Regions from separate parts of the Homo sapiens genome. Here region 1 is linked to region 2. A link is an interaction called in ENCODE POLR2A ChIA-PET data of the cell type or tissue named here. Cell type or tissue: OCI-LY7. All regions are shown on one strand.

Region 1 (2,500 bases), 820 kb after region 2:
TCCTTAGGCTGGAGTGTAGTGGCACAACATTGACTCACTGTAACCTGTGTCCCCGGGGTTCAAGTGATTCTTCTGCCTCAGCCTCTTGGGTAGCTGGGATTACAGGTACATACCACCACACCCGGCTAATTTTTTGTATTTTTAGTAGAGATGAGGTTTCACTCTGTCGGCTAGGCTGGTCTCGAACTCTTGACCTCAGGTGATCTCCTGCCTCAGCCTTCCAAAGTGCTGGGATTACAGGTGTGAGCCACAGGTGCCTGGTCTTACAATCATATATGTTCCTTTGAAATTAAAACAAATGAGAAATATTGAGCCTTGTTTGGGAGGGAGTTGGAATTGTCGGGAAGGGTTAGTCATTTTCATTCACAAAGATGACTATTCCACTTCTAGCAGCTGGGAAGCTGAAGAATAATTTAAAAATTGAGACAAAAATAGCTATTGCAGGCATAGAAGTAGGTACCAGTAGATGATGAATTTGTCTTCTCAGTACTGATGTTGCTCTACTGAGAACGATAATTCCATGTCTTTAGACATCAGTGCTTTTTATCCAGGAATACCTCTCTAAAGCACTCTAGTGCTCACATGTCTGCTCCTACCCACTGCACTGAACTTAGAGGGTCCATGTGCCTAACGGGCAGGGCACCGAGGGCAGCCTCTTGTCAAGAGACAGTGGAAACTGAGGCCCTCAGTCCTTCAGCCCGTGGAACTGAAATTCTGCCAACAACAGACTCTTTCCTCGTGCAGCTTATCAGACACCTGGATTACAGCCTCAGGGGGGCCCCTGAGCAGAGGACCTGCTAAGCTGTGCCTGGACTCCTCAATCGTAAACACTGTGTGATAAGAAATTGTGTATTTTTATGCAGCAATAGATAACTATCACAGTTGTGAAATCACCACTTTTCACAGTGACTAAGAGCCAAAGCAGGTGCCAATCACTAAAATTTCCTTGTCAAGGAGGGCACTGTAATGTCATTCCACTGGTGAAGAGAACTTGGAGCAGACTTCGTGAGTTTCAAGGAATCACAGGAAACAAAATCACCTCCACTACAAGCTGGGACCTGCAGTGTGTGTGTACGTGAGCGATGGAAGCTGGGGTCTGCAGGGTTGTGTGTATGTGAGCAGTGTGAACTGGGGGGGTCTGCAGGGTGTGTGTATGTGAGAGATGTGAGCTGGGACCTGCAGGGTGTGTAAATGTGAGAGATGTGAGCTGGGGTCTGCAGGGTGCGTGTGTGTGAGCGATGTGAGCTGGGGTCTGCACAGTGTGTGTATGTGAGCTATGGAAACTGGAGTCTGCAGGGTGTGTGTATATGAACAATGGAAGCTGGGGTCTGCAGGGTGTGTTTATGTGAGTGATGAAAGTGCCACCCTGATGTGTGTTTCTGCTCTAGAATAGCTTCAGATCTGGAGTGTAGCCATTCTTGAAAAAATTTTGGAAATAGCAGTGATGACTGTACAACATTGTAAATGTCGTTAATGCCACTGAATTGTAACTCAAAATACTTATAATGGCAAATTTTATGTTACATATATTTATTAAGAAAAGATAAATACAAAACAGCGTAGAGTCAAATTCTCAGCTGTGCACAGCACATTCTCCAACCTCTAAAGAGAAACTTGGGTGGAAAGCCTGTGTTCTTTCAAATCCTGGCAGTAGAAGAGTAAATTGGTAAACACCTGCCAGTTGGGCAAAAAACAAAAAGCCCAGGTGTTGCCTTAGGTTTTTGTTTTTCCCTCTAGGTAGGAAAAGAAGGGGCCCAAGCATTCCCAAAGGTGAATTTCAGGTGGACCTAAAATGCTAAAAGTTTGTGTTGTTCTCTTCTACAAAAAGCTAAATTAGGTACTAGGGCTGGGGCAAAGCATTAGATAAACTGGAAAAAAGAAAAGAAAAACTCCTAAAAACAAAGAAAAAAAAAAGAAGAAGAAAGAAAAGAAAAACCCATTTCAGATGTTGCGAGAGTCTCCTATCCCCCATTCTAGGCATTTCTTGGCAGCTGTAATGTTAACTCTCAAATGCCAATTGCACTGTTGAAGGTTTGAGTAAACTTGGAAAGGAAAATTTAAAAAACTTGAAATGAAAGAGAGTTTTTAAAAGCTGGCTTTGTGTCTTATGGCTACTGCATCTAGATATATGATAAAAACCATATTCTATGCTTGTAATTTCATAAACATTGGAGGAATCATCCTCATCAGGGAAGCTGCCAAAAGCAAACAAAACCCAGGATGGTATACAACTGCCTTGCTTGTTGCAGCTGGTGAGGGAATTGAAATGCAAGTTTTTGAATATGAAAAGGAAAATAATTTCCATAACTGACAATTTTTAGTATGATTTTCACCTATGGGAGCCTCTGAAAAAGGGGAGACAATATGAAAAGACAGGCACTCTCTAATTGGAGATACACTTTTAGAATTTTAAATATTAGTTTTTAGTTCCTAATGAGCTCTTGTAAGATCAGATGCCTGCGCCTTAGAGGCTGATAATTTTCTGGCCTCTGAGCATATT
Region 2 (2,500 bases):
AATGCAGTGTAGTCATTAAAAACTATGGCTGGGCTGCTTACATGGGAGAACATGCATGATGTAAGTTTTTTAAAAATATATGACAAAACAGCACATACGTATAATTCCAGTTTTGAAAATATGTGTGTTTAGGATTAGAAAAATGTGCACCAAAATGCTACCTCAGAATATTGGGATTTTAAGAGATTCATATTTATTTTATTAGCCTGTCTATTCTTTCCAATTTTTCTGCAATGATATGCTGTACACTTTCATATGTAAAAATGTAATTATTTTTAAAATTCAGCAGAAGGTTTAGAAATCCAATTTGACTTTCTTCTATATATACCATAAACACTGCACTGTGCACGCGGCCGTAAAGTATCTTGTCTATAAATCATTACAGAAATAAATATTATCTTGTTTTCTGAATAAGAAAGAGAGTCAATTCTCAACTATACTATTTCATGGATCAATCACAGCAATGTTTGTTTGCTAAACTAATTCCTTTAGGCCAATGTTTCTGGGATTCTTTTTCTGCCAAATGTCAACGTCAGTTCCATAAAAGAAAATTCATTTTAATATTAGAAAATATAGTTGGTCCGGCCGGGTGCAGTGGCTCACACCTGTAATCCCAACACTTTGGGAGGCCGAGGCAGGTGGATCACGAGGTCAGGAGTTTGAGACCAGCCTGGCCAATATGGTGAAACCCCATCTCTACTAAAAATACAAAAATTAGCTGGGCATGGTAGCAGGCGCCTGTAGTCCCAGCTGCTTGGGAGACTGAGGCAGGAGAATCACTTGAACCTGGCAGAAAGAGGTTGCAGTGAGCCGGGATCACACCACTGCACTCCAGCCTGGGTGACAGAGCGAGACTGCATCTCAAAAAAAAAAAAAAAAGAAAAGAAAATATAGTTGGGGGTTGAAATATGTATGTTTGATACATTCCAAACCAATATATAAATTTTTTTATTCAGTAATGCCTCTAGAAGAAGTGTGCTTTGATATTCAACTTAATGGGACAGCTTAAAATACAGTCATGGTTTGAGTATAAATCACCATGAAATAATCAAATGTCACTCATCAGTGTCAGGTTATTTCACTGATGTATGACAACAAGCTTTGCATCTTGCAATTTACTCACCTAAAATTCCAATTTCTAAGCCTGCAAGTTTTTCTTTAATATGCTCGTAGATGTCATCTTTTGTAAAATCTGCTTGTATAATCTTCACACTCCTCCCTGTAGTCCGCTCTACACGAGAGACAACAGTTTTTTTAATGAACAGGGATCCAAATGCCCCCTCGCCCATGAAGTTTCCCCCAGTGCTCCTGTATTACCTGAGCAGACATTGAAGAGGACAGCCCATTGCCCCAAATAAAAATGGGACATGGTTCTGGGTAAATGTTGGGAGGTGCTAAGATTGGTGAATGGTGGTTCCTACGTGTCTCTAAGAGTTACTGCAGGGACACGTATATGCATTAAGATAGATTTACTGCAGCGGTTCTCAAAGTGGAGTCCACAAACCACAGCATCAGGGTTACAGGGAAACTTGCCAGAAATGCAAATTCTCGGGCTCTACCCCAGACCTATTGCATCAGAAACTCTGTGGGTGGAGCCCAGCCAGCCACCTGCTTAACACACCTCCGAGGGACTCTGCTGCTTGCTCAAGTTCGAGACCCCAGACTGACAGCTGTAAAAGCAAGGTCTGACACTGCCTCTGCTCACAAGTGTCAAGTCTCCTCCACACAGACCCAACAACTCTTTGTATTTGTCCAATGCTTTAGCATTCACAGAGCATTTACATACACAATGTCTTATGGTCATTGTCCCTACAACCTTCTAAAGTAGGCATTATGACTTTCATTTTCCAGAGGAGAAAATGAAGGCTCAGAGAAGCTAACTGACGTAGCCAAGACCATCCACTCTCTGGTCACTCCACGTTCAATGCGCTCCCCACTACTCTGTGTTAACTTGCCTTCTGCGGGAGTTTTCCGTCAGATGTGAAAGCTACAGAGTTTACCAGTGGCTTGGTGAGCTGCTTTGCTTTGGAGTGGGCCAAGCAATCTTGAGGCATAGTTTGGGGGTGGACAATGCTTTCAGTCCAAAGACACTACTTGCTTTTCAAAAGGATGATAAAAAGCACATTTCAGCATTGTGAGGCAAACACTGAAGAATGTCTCGGTCCTAGTCAAAGTTACTTCTGATATCCAGACACAGAACAAAAGCAGAATTCATGGGTTCAAGGGCACTGTGCTTCACAGTGTGACTGCACAGCCCACACCTCCCACACCCATCTCCTGTCCCAAATCTCCCCCAGGGAAACAAGGCTCACCCCTGACAGCCCACCATAGTCTTCACAAGTCTCCATAACTAAAGTCTCATCCCTTTGAGTTAAAGAGTTTGTTAATTATTAAATTGATAATTATTAAAATTCAAAGGTCCCAAAAGAAATATGATTATCACTATTAACAAAAGAACACTTCAGAGCAAATCATCATAATAAAACATTATGATATAAAA

Evidence for each region. ChIA-PET counts read pairs that join two places held together with the same protein. Peaks named below come from ENCODE experiments on the same cell type or tissue, not always from the same donor. Only the 100,000 strongest peaks of a DNase experiment are listed, where the experiment ranks them.
Region 1: POLR2A ChIA-PET joins it to region 2 with 7 read pairs; 2 of 35 experiments call an interaction of 5 or more read pairs at or near these places.

What each region holds. Positions count from the first base shown.
Region 1 is chr9:97,071,701-97,074,200 of GRCh38, forward strand. No RefSeq gene overlaps it. Among named protein-coding and RNA genes, the nearest start is that of CTSV, 34 kb to the left of the region's middle. In OCI-LY7, no CTCF peak of the experiment used is centred here; no DNase peak of the experiment used is centred here.
Region 2 is chr9:96,251,680-96,254,179 of GRCh38, forward strand. HSD17B3 (hydroxysteroid 17-beta dehydrogenase 3) reads right to left here. Exons shown (of 11, transcript NM_000197.2): 4 at 1,124-1,231. It overlaps SLC35D2-HSD17B3 (SLC35D2-HSD17B3 readthrough), which reads right to left. Exons shown (of 26, transcript NR_182427.1): 19 at 1,124-1,231. Among named protein-coding and RNA genes, the nearest start is that of HSD17B3-AS1, 6.5 kb to the left of the region's middle. RefSeq lists an enhancer at 1,627-1,676. In OCI-LY7, no CTCF peak of the experiment used is centred here; a DNase peak (open chromatin) is centred at 1,562.